Regions from separate parts of the Homo sapiens genome. Here region 1 is linked to region 2. The links are chromatin contacts, found by Hi-C or POLR2A ChIA-PET in ENCODE. All regions are on one chromosome and are shown on one strand. Each heading gives the region's core, a stretch centred on a gene start or an enhancer-like site at or near the end of the contact. The rest is flanking DNA. Distances are from core to core; before and after follow the strand shown.

Region 1 (6,126 bases), core at 1,776-4,275, 53 kb after region 2:
CCGACCATGTACATTTGCCAAATAGCACAAATTGTATGGCTTAAAACGTAACACCTCAATTGAGATGCTTAAAAACCAAAAATATTATGATGAGCAAAAGAAACCAAAATCAATACTAAAGCAAAACAAACAAAACAAAAAGACTTAAGCCTATAAAGCTTTATAGATTTATAAGAGAAAAACAAACAGCCACCCAATTTTGGAAGCTGGAAAGCAGATGGGCAAGTGGTAACTGACTTAGCAGACCTAAGAAAGCCATTCCCAAGTCAGCTCCAAGATAAACTGGAAAACAGCTTGATTCGCATTGCCTGAAGGATCAGATACTGGCAGATCCAGGCATCTCTTGTAGGGGTAAAAATGGGGCCCAAAACAGGAAGACTGGCACGAAGTCTATTTGAGAAGCAGTTTAACACCCAGATGTAGGGTTGCCAGATAATATAGGATACCCAGTTAAATCTGAATTTCAGATAAGGAATGAATAATTTTCTGAGTATAAGTGTGTCGCAAATATTGCATGAGGCACACTTATGTTAAACAATTACTTGTTATCTGAAATTTAAATGTAAGTGGGTGCCTGCATTTTGATTTGCTAAGTCTGTCGACTCTGCTCAGATGGCCTCTCCTACTTTGACAGAAGTGTGGAGATAATAAAACAGTGTTGTACAAGCACAGTTGAGTTTGAAGATACTGGATGGAAAACAAGAGGAATGATGGGAAGTTTCTCTAATTGATGTCTAGACCTTCAACAACTTCCCAGAGAACTGAGAGCGAGGCCTATTATCTCCAGGTTGAAGTCTGGAAGATTCTTCCCTGGGGAAGATGACCAGCTCAAGGCAAAAGACCTACAAATATTGACTTTGGAAGTTCTCCAATAAAATGACTCTATTAGGCCACCCTGCAGTGAAGACCATAGTTGACAAACTTCCCACGCACACAGAATTGTCAATCAGCTTCACAGGCTCCACTCTTACAAAGGAAGATAGCCTGGAGCACCAGATGTGTGAGCAGCCAATATGAAAGGCGCACACACACACACACACACACACATACACACAGGAAACAAAGACAGAGTGAGAAGAAGAAAGTCTCATTATTAGAGTTACAAGATAATCATGAGAGAATTTCCCAGAAAGTAGAGCCAAAAGATAAAGAGATAGAAAATAGGAAATGAAGAATAAGAAAATGAATGGCCCAATACACAGGTCAACCTCCAATCGTAGAGTCCCAGAAGAGGTGGATGTGAGAAAAATCGATGGGAGGAAATTTTTAACTGAGTGCCCAACTATAAATTCTCTTTCTATGTCTGAAGGAAAGAAAGCAGACTGGGATCAACTGACCATCTTGGCACAGTGATAAGTGCACATGTTAAGAAAATTAGTCTGGGAATAGTGTGTAGAATGGAATTGGACAGGAAAGGCTTAGCACACTGTGACAATTAGTATTTGCTGAATGCGAAGACAACTGTTAAGCTTGTGGAAATAGGAGGTACAATACAATCATAACGGATACAGGTGTGAAGAGATGAAGATCTGGACTGGGGGTAAGCATAAAAATGGACAGGACTGGAAAAATCCTACAGGAAATTGAAAAACAAAATGATACTTCTTAGTGAACACAGAGAGTAAGAAGAATCAGAGGTCTTGTAGCCTGGCAGACAGCAGAGTCATGGAACTCCTGGAAATGGGGTTTGCAGCAGGGGCCGGAGAGGGCTGCCTTCTCAAAGCAATGATGATGAGTTCAATCTTGGATGTTCTGAGTTAATTGAAGGGAAAAAGGTCTGGCAGTGATTGAGTCACTCTTCAAATAGCGAACATGTAAAGCAGTCATGGAGGAGTGCTGATTCTTTCAAAGAAAAGAACATTCTCGAGTTATTTTTAATGGATAAAAATTACCTTTGAGCAAATGTAATGTGTTAATATAGATTAGGGCCATATCAGACAGATAAAGGAGAGAACAATTAACTTCAAAAGCAAAGCTAGACTTAGTGCCTGTACACTCAGGTAGGAAACGCTAAACTGCAATTTGTTCTGAGCTGAGACTATCAATATATTCAGCTTTAGCTGGTTGGGTGGTTATGGCAGCATTAGGGACCATTTCAAAGGCAGGAGTCATCCTGGAGAGCACACACCATACCTCAAGCTGTTTTGAGATACTGTTCAGGTTGGTGTGTGGCCACAGTGGGAAGGGAGTAGAGCTCTGCAACACAGGGGGTCTATAAATAAATCCAGAAAGTGAGATTCATTTGTCTGCGTCATTTCAGATGATCCCTCAGCCCACCCCAGGGGTAGAGGAGTTCAGAATTTCAGATGTGGGTGGGCTTCTACATGTCAGTGTGACCCTGATGGCACTGGGGGTCTGTTCTTTTTTGCCTAGTTGGTGTTTGGTGTTTGCTATGGTCTGAATGTCTGTGTTCCCCTGCAATTCTAATGTTGAAATCCTAACCCCTAACATGATTATATACAGAGGATAATCCCCTTTTTTCTTCCTTTTTTTTTTTTGGAGATGGAGTCTTGCTCTGTCACTAAAGTTGGAGTGCAGTGGCGCAATCTTGGCTCACTGCAACCTCCGACTCTTGGGTTCAAGCAATTCTCCTGCTTCAGCCTCCAGAGTAGCTGGAACTACAGGCACGCGCCACCATGCCTGTTTAATTTTTGTATGTATTAGTAGAGATGGGTTTCACCATGTTGCCCAGGGTGGTCTTGAACTCCTGACCCCAGGCAATCTGCCTGCCTTAGCCTCCCAAAGTGCTAAGATTACAGGTGTGATCCACCACACCTGGCCAATCCCTTTCTTTTGAGAGGTGATTAGATTATGAGGGCAGAGGCTTCATCAATGGGATTAGTGCTCTTACAAAATAGACCAAGGAAGCTCATTTGCCCTTCCACCATGTGAAGACACAGCTAGAAGGTGTGTCCACTATTGTTATAAGTAGATAGATAGGCATGAGCGGGAAAGGAGAGGGCTCTCCCCCGCAACCCACTAGGAATGCTGCGTGATGGTTCGACAATCATTGCATTGCCTCTTTAAAAACAATAATTGGGCAGCGCCAGGGGGAGGTCATTTCCTGATGATTCACACATGTTAACAAAAAAAAATGTTAACTGAATGCAGACCCCAGGGAGAAGCAACTTCCTGGGCATGCACATTAAGACATAAAAATGGCAAAGTACGATGTTCCAGGTACGTGCCATCAGAAAAAGGAAGAAAGCCTCAGATGGGCAAGCGTCTAACTCCCTAAACGTGCTCCCTAATCAGCTTCTAGGAAGAGCAGAAGAGCTGTGGTAATGAATGCAACACGTTATTGACGATACACATGTTGATTCCAAGGAAATGCTGGGTAAGCATGACTCAGAGTCATTGCTGGGCACCTAAACTGTGCATACTCAGTTCCTAAGGGTAAGGAGGGCACTGCACGTGCAGAAAGCCCAGCCTAAGGGAAGAATCATGGGAAAGAGGCCAGCCTATAAACTCCTAGGATCAAGGTTCAAGGCTCTGCTTTTTTCTCTCTTTGACCTTCAGGCGCCCACTTGGATCTCTTCCAAGGGTTCTTTCCTTTCTTTCCCGTTCTAAAGCCTTTTTAATAAACCTCCATTCCTGCTCTGAAACTTGCCTCAGTCTCTTTTTCTGCTTTATCCCCCTCAGTTGAATTCATTCTTCTGAGGAGGCCAGGGCTGAAGTTGCTGCAGATGCCTATGGATTCGCCACCAGTAACTCGGGGTAACTTGGTCTCTTCTACCAGTAACACTATGAACCGGAAAATGGCCCTCATCAGACACCAAATCTGCCAGAGCCTCATCTTGGACTTTCCAGGCTCTGGAACCGTGAGAAGTAAATTTCTGTTGTTTATAAATTACCCAGTCTACGCTGTTTTGTTATAGCAGCCAGAAAAGACTAAGACAGTGTTAATTCTATTTTCTTTTGGTTTCGTAACTTTACAAGAACAGACTGAGAGAAGATTAATTTAGAAAACATCTCAATATCTATGTCGAGCCTTGATAGGTACTATATTCACACAGGGTTTCAGAGTTAAGTTTCTGATATGGTTTGGATCTGTGTCCCTAAACAAATCTCACACCAAATTGTAATCCCTGGTGTTGGGAGGTGAGGCCTGGTAGAAGGTGACTGGATAATGGGGGCACAGTTCTCATGAATGGTGTAGCACCATCCTGCCTTGGTACTGGGTAGTGAGTGAGTTCTCACAAGATCTGGTTGTTTAAAAATATGTGGCACCTCCCCACTCGCTCTCTCTTGCTCCTGCTCCAGCCATGTAAGATGAGCCTGCTTCCTCTTCCGCCATGATTGTAAGATTCCTGAGGCTTCCCTAGAAGTAGAAGCTGCCTTATGTGCCTATGCCTCCTGGACAGGCTGCAGAACCATGAGTCGATTAAACTTCCTTTTTTTTTTTTTTTTTTTTTTTGAGGCAGAGTCTTGCTCTGTTGCCAGGCCAGAATGCTGTGGCGCAATTTCGGCTCATTGCAACCTCCACCTCGCGGGTTCAAACAATTCTCCTGCCTCAGCCTCCCGAGTAGCTGGCACTGCAGGTCCCTGCCACCATGCCCGGCTAATTTTTTGTATTTTTAGTAGAAACAGAGTTTCACTGTGTTAGCCAGGATGGTCTCGATCTCCTGACCTCGTGATCTGCCTGCCTCGGCCTCCCAAAGTGCTGGGATTACAGGTGTGAGCCACCGCGCCCGGCTGAGAAATTTTAATGGTACATGTGTTGCCTCATAATCAGTCAGGAAAAGAACTTAAGTTCAATCCTCTCAACCTACATCATGAGCTAAATAGAACATTGTCGGCTGGATGCAGTGGCTCATTCTGGTAATTCCAGCCTTTTGGGAGGCTGAGGCGGGTGGATCACCTGAGGTCAGGAGTTTGAGACCAGCCTGGCCAACATGGTAAAACCTTGTCTCTACTAAACATACAAAAATTAGCCGGGCGTGGTGGCAGGCTCCTATAATCCCAGCTTCTCAGGAGACTGAGGCAGGAGAATCGCTTGAACATGGAAGGCAGAGGTTGCAGTGAGCCGAGATCAAGCGATTACACTTCTGGCTGAGTGACACAGTGAGACTGCGTCTCAGAAATGACAAATAAATTAAAAATAATAATAATAAAGAGCACATTGCCAAAAGGTCTAAACTCTTCTAGAAGGGCATCATTTGTTACGTCCTTTTTCACAGTTTGCAGTAAATTTTCGTGGTTTGGAGTGAATTAAAAATTGATCCCTCATGATAGGCTCTATAGCAGATTCTACTACAAAGGCTATGTTTACATGACAGACTTTAAATTCTCTTGTGAAAGTGATGCTAAATAATAGAATTGCTCTAGATTGCTTACTGACTAAACAAAGAAGTATCTATACAGCTGCTGGCATTTCTTGTTGTCTAAGAAGAAATACAACACATCAGGTATTACAGAGATTCAGTTGCAGAGGATTAACGAAGAGAATGCTTAAAGCGAGTAGACCATCTAGCTCATTCTTTGATCTGTTTGATTTTAGGTGGTTTGGTTTATGGGGACCTTAGCTAAGGAGCATACGCCAAACTCTTGGTATTATCCTCTGGATAGTCAAAATAGTAGTCTCCCTGGTGTGCTGTATTCCCTCAAAAGTTTTAAAAGTTTGCATGCCGCCATCTCTAGAATGTCAAGCAGTCTCTCTTCAACCGGAATATCAAGAGCTAAAAGAAATGTGTGACCCTGAGGGCACCCTAACCTATGAATGACGTGCTGAGACCAGAAACCCAAAATAATAATAATGGAGAGAGGCACTGAGGCCCTAAGTTTTGGTCACACTCTCACCTAAGTGAGAACCTGACCAAACAAAGGGAATTTTTAAACAAAGTTAAGGGAGGCCATTGTTTTGGATTAAGCTCACGCACTAGGCCTCAGCAGACCTGACCAAACCAAAATGGAGTCAATTGTGCTAAACGCCACATAATCACACTAAGACTTTAAGGAAACACATAAATCCTAGAATAGACCAAGTTTTGTTTTTTTTCTCCTGTGAATAGGCCATTGCAGCACACAGAGGTACCCTCTACTCTAACCCTTACCAAAAAAAAAAAAAAAAAAGTGACCTGAAGTCCTCTTTCCCATTTTACAAAATCCACTGTTAAACTATTTCCC
Region 2 (5,516 bases), core at 1,708-4,207:
GACGCAAAGGGGCGGCACCAGCCCCACAGACGCAAGGATTGCTTGGGATAGCCCAGGGCTTCCACTCTCCACTAGGGCTGTGAATCTCTCACTGGGCTGCTGGTGAGGCAGCTCCACATGACTCAGGAAGACACTCTTGGGCTGCCCAAAGCATTTTAGGGGGCCTACCCAGCCTACAACAGGTGCAGCTGCCGGGCGACCCAGCCTGGCAGTCCTCAGGGCCAGGCCCTATGTTGTCTCCAGACACAAGGAGACATTTGAGACTACCAGGGTAACTAACTGACGCTCAGCTGAAGGAAGCTGACAGCATTGCCAGCCAGAGTCTTTATGGACCCATCGGTCACCATCTCTTGGATTGGTTTGCCATGTATACGGGCTTGTGTGCAAACACACACACCTATTCACCTGGTTCCCATGGGGATTTAGTGTAAAGTTCTGTGGATTCTTTCTCCCACTTACAAAGCAGCCTGTGTGCAGACGAGTGGACCTGGAGATCTGATGATTTACACTGGGACCAGCCCAGGGGAGGGAAAGCGGATCCAGGGACCCAGCTGCCCCTGAAAGAAAGGCTGTGTTTGCAGTGCTCGGGGAACATGTATGCATCTTTGTTTTGGGGACAAGGAAGGGAAGGTGACTTGCAAGGAGCCCTGTTGCCTAAGGCTTAGGGAGAAAACTGAGATTCGTTTTTCTGTTTCCAAGGAAAGAAAAAAATCCATCAAGCAAATGATTCAAGGTTCACCTCCCACATGCTCTCTGGATAAATTGCAGGATGGTGGTTTATATGCAGTATTGGGCCTCGCTCCTGAGCCACATTGAGCTACATATTAAGCACCACTACTTCAGTGGGATCAAACAGTCCTGTAAATAACAACCTCATAGCCAGTTACTGACATCAACTCCATCCACAGGCTTTGGGAAATTACCTCCAGCCACATCAGCGTATTTCTTTTTAATATCTCAGAAAAAGGTATGAAATTGCTCATTCCCAGCTCATATTACATTGACCAGTAATAGAAAGATACTGCTTTGCTCTGCATGTGGCAGAATGTGGTCCCCTCTGGCCCTGCCCAGCCAGCTCTGTGCCCCCGACCACCAACCCTGAGTGCAGAGCCCGTCTCTAGCCTGTGAAGTCTGTCTTTTTTTGGAGCCTGTAGCTTTTTGAGAGAATGACCAGGGGGCACTTGCTTTGAGTTGTGGGAGTTTTCTCCTTTGTTTGAAGGAAGGGTCCTACTGTTTTCTCTGAGGCCTGCTGCTGCCTTGGAGATAGGCTTCTTGCTTCTTAACAGCTAAGCAGTTGGAGAAAAACCAACGATTTCTTCCTTTCGCAGCAGTGTGTCTTCTCTGGGAAATTCAAAGCATAACTCTTGACAACAGTCCTGGATACCTGGTGCCCTGCACCCCCCTCCGTGGTCGTGCAGACACTGAATCCTCCCTGAAGCACAACAATCCTGCCCTAACTCCCTTCCACCCACCACCACAGGTGGCCAACTACTTTAAAAGTCCATAGCTCAACCATTTTTACAAAAACTACAGCTATTTGGAATTTCTGTGTTTAACCCGCATGAATTTGATATGTCTTCTCCAGACAAGGGAACTCTTTTCTCCTTCAGTGTGTGTGTGATAGGAATGACCTGAGACATAGAGTCAGAAGCCCTAGGTCCCAGCTCTGGCCCCACTGTGAACAAGCTGATTTCTCTGAACCATTGTCTCCATATCTGTAAAACGTGCATCCCCAAAAATGCCTAATTCAGAGAGGGCAATGAATAAAAAATATACTTGAAAAGTATGGGAGAATGCACCTTATAAATTCTAAAACCAAAATATGATATTACCAAACCATGAAACTTGGCCAGAAAGATGTAATCTGTTCTTATGATGAATTTAACAAATGGATTGCTGTGATTTTTATGGACCCGTTAATATGGTTTCCACAAATAATGAATAGCCAGTAGAAATTGATACACAAAGGATTCAAAATTATTGATTGGCTGTGCAGTGAGCCAGGGAAAGAAAGTGGCAGAATTTTTCTTGATTTATAAAGAAAAAATGAGGGAAGAAGAAAAGATGGGTGAGCTTAAGACAAACATAAGAACCTAACAGAAAGAATATGCACAACTTGGACTACAACAAATAGCTGGGAAATGAGTGACAGGAAGCAAGCTCACCGGCTACATTCTTATCTGGGTCACAATGGAAAGGATATGTCTTCTGCATCTTCACTCTCCCTCTCTGTCTCTGACTCCTATTGTCCACTAGGAAAACAAGCGCTGGAAGTCAAGAACTTTCTCAACACTGGAGCCCAGTGCCCAAATCCATGGCTGGCAGGAGCTGGACTTCAGTGGCCAGTGGCTGAAAGACCTGCAGGCCACTCTTGAGAAAGGGCATGAAGTGGCCTCAGACACCTCCAGTATCTCCTGTTCATGGGGGTCCCTGCTCTCCCAAATGGTTCAGATGCTTCAAAGTTTAACCAGTAGACATAAGAGGAATGTTCTGGAAGCCATTCAGCACTGTCCACAATGTCGCAGGATGAGCAGATCTGTCTGCTAGTAGAAGGAAATGCCGTTAGAGTTTGCTGACCTGAACCCAGATACCAAGTCAACCCAGGTCTTATCCCATCAAGTTGACATCCGCTCTACACAGATCAATGTTTGCAAGAATCATCTCTCTCTGCTCTCTCTCTTCTTCCTTCCTCCACATTACTTGCAGTCTTTTCTAGCCATCAGTTCTCCTGGAGGGTCCTGGCTCCACCTGGAGATCTACAGCAAAGTCCTAGAGGTCCTGCTGAATTTGCTTTTCCCTTTCTCTCCTTGTGGCAGAGCAGCGGCAGGAGAGCTAGGGATGTTCTCCTGCTATGCTGATGCTACTCACAGCAAAACTCCTTCGGTGTTATGCTAACAAGTTTCTGTCTCAACTCCATCTTTCCGCACACTCCTCTCCCTGCTAGGTGCAAGGAGGGGGAAAGAAAACAATCTCTCCCTATGCACTTTAAACATTCCCTGTGATGTGTCACCAGACTTTATCGCCTTTCAGGCACTAGTGAGTCACTTTTTGAGGCAGGGCCCCCGCTCTAATGTCCACAGAATCCCGAAGCAGAGATGCTGCCAAATTCACCCCCACTGGTGGCTCACTGCCAAGGAGAAACAGGAGCTGTCTTTTTTCAGAGGTCTTTAAAAATAGTGTAGGAGGCCAGGGGTACATTAAGTGACCTCTGGAGGTCCAGTCTGGGCTCAGGAAGTTCTGACAAATTCAAAAATGTAGGTTTTAAGAGACTTGGGGGGCTTTACACAACGAGGCCCTTTTTAGCATTTGCTGCTGCAGGCTGATGGGCTGAATTAATCACTGTTCCTCTAATCAACTAAGGAAAATGGTCTTTCCTTCAAAAACAGCTGTCAGCAATGACTATAAATTGGTTCATTTTATGCAGAAAGATGCCCTGTGATAGGCTGTCAGCCAAATGAATGCTGACTTCAATGTGACTTGAAACAGAATGTTGGAAGTGGCAATATATGAATGGAACAAAACAGGACAATGAAGCAGCATCTCCATAGTCACAGCGAGGCATCATGAAGGATATACAGGGAGTACATTTTGAGACTGACAAGCAAAAATCATAATCTTAACAATGTTGCCTAATGTTTAGTGAGCACTTATTATGTCCTAGACTCTACACTAAATATGTCATTTGTCTTATTCCACCTACCATTAAAATATTTCCGAGCAGGAGTGTTTCTATTGAGACCTGCCAGAACATTGTCAAAATCATAGGCCCAAAGAGCCTAGCTTGAAAGCATGCTGTACTCTAGCAGAGGGGCCTGGAAATGCACAAATCACAGAGACAAACACAAATCAGAGCGGCAGAAGCCACCTTGGTCTGAAGCTGGACTTAGGAGAAAAGGCTCTCCACTTGCTATAATAGGTCTTTAGACAATTTCACACCCTCCAGGTCTCTGGCAGAGCTTAGAGGCTAAAATTTTGTTTAAAAACAAACAAAAGCAGTTTGCCTTAAGTGGGCAAATGGAAAGGGAGATTTTTTACTTGCAAATAAGGAAATGATATTTAGTAATTTTCTAAGCATCTGTCTGTCCTATGTTTTGCTTTAGGGACCTATAACATTCCTCAGTGCTTGCCAATCTCTAGTTTGGAAGCCAAAAGACACTACCTCATAGGCAGTGAGTCAGCAAATGAGAGTGGGTGGGAAGCCAAGGGAGTAAGAATAGGTGGAAAGGGCTGGACAGACTCCAAATCCAAGCTCTGTCACTGACGAGCTTCAGGACTTCGGAAAAATTACACTAACTCCTTTAGCCTACCTCCTAATCTGTAAAACAGACATAACGAATGCTACCTTGCAGAGTCGCTGTGTTCATGAGATAATGAACATACATTATTCATTGCCCATGGATGTGCCTGCTACATAGTCAAGATTAACTCATGGTAACTATTATTTAAAAGGACCACTGGATCCAACTCCAAGATTTACTATAAAGCTATGGTAATGAAGGCAGTGTGGTATTGGTGAAAGAACAGAGAAAAAGATCAATGGAACAAAATAGAAAACCTGGAAATAGACTTACATAAATATAGTCAGCTGATCTTCAATAAAGGAACAAAGACATTTCAATGGAACAAAGGTCATCTTTTCAACTAATAGAGCTGGAACAACTTGTCCACAAAAGAGTCAAACTCTGTAAATATTTGAGGAGATTTGTTCTGAGCCAAATATGAGTGACTAATGGCTCATGGCATAGCCCTCAGGAGATCCTGAGAACACGTGCCCAAGGTGGGGTCAGGGTACAGCTTGGTTTTATACATTTTATTTTATTTTGTTTTTTTATTTAATAAAGTTTTATTTTTCCAAATGTACAATTGGTTGAACCTGTTCATGCATCTTCACCAGCAGCTGGAGCATCCCCGCCCTTGGTATTTCTGGTGTAAATTACTTGAACTCTGTGCTTTGAAACAGTTTGTTAAGTCCTTTACTAAGGAGCTCCTGAAGGGCTGCTCTGGCCAGGGAACCTCGAATCTTTAGTCTCTTAGAGACCACAGCTGGAGCTCTAAGTTTATAGTTGGGAACTTCCTTACAGAGTTTGTCATAAGTAGCTTTGTCAAACAAGACTAAGTTATTGAGCTTGTCCCGAACTTTGCCTTTGGATCACTTCTTCATTTTGGCTTTGCCCCAGGATTTGTTCACTGGGTCTTTGTCTTTCTTGCCCAACTTTTTGGCATCTTTCTTCTTCTTGTTGTCCTTGGGTGCCCTTGTGAAGCTCAGAGAGCAGCGGAGAACCGATTTTACACATTTTATGAGACAAGAGACATCAATCAAATACATATAACACGTACATTGATTCAGTCCAGAAAGACAGGACAACGGGAAGCTGAAGGGCTTCCAGGTCACAGGTAGATTCAAAGATTTTCTGATTGGCAATTGGTTGAGAGAGTCAAGTTATTGTCTGAAGACTTAGGAATGTCTGGGTTAAGATAAGTGGTTGTGGAAACCAAGGTTTTATCACACAGATGAA

The links. Hi-C counts contacts between places; a loop is a spot of excess contacts on that map. ChIA-PET counts read pairs that join two places held with the same protein, here RNA polymerase II (POLR2A). Pooled maps may share reads with other maps.
Region 1: a loop to region 2 is called in a map of endothelial cell of umbilical vein, with 4 times the contacts of the local background. The contact joins the enhancer-like site here to the promoter of TGILR in region 2. A Hi-C loop is called at or near these places in 2 of 168 maps with a recorded cell type or tissue (PC-3 and endothelial cell of umbilical vein) and 7 of 50 pooled maps. POLR2A ChIA-PET finds 5 or more read pairs at or near these places in 6 of 52 experiments (CD4-positive, alpha-beta T cell, HepG2, IMR-90 and 3 more).

What each region holds. Positions count from the first base shown.
Region 1 is chr6:3,962,211-3,968,336 of GRCh38, forward strand. No RefSeq gene overlaps it. Among named protein-coding and RNA genes, the nearest start is that of TGILR, 53 kb to the left of the region's middle. Within about 2 kb of position 3,026, at least 2 of the 41 ENCODE cell types and tissues checked have a DNase peak (open chromatin) inside an H3K27ac peak, as active enhancers do; they include endothelial cell of umbilical vein, where a contact is called at or near this core.
Region 2 is chr6:3,909,045-3,914,560 of GRCh38, forward strand. It overlaps TGILR (TGF-beta induced TARBP2 interacting lncRNA), which reads right to left and starts at 2,958. Exons shown (of 1, transcript NR_198974.1): 1 at 1-2,958. It also overlaps the pseudogene RPS25P7. RefSeq lists a silencer at 2,688-2,885.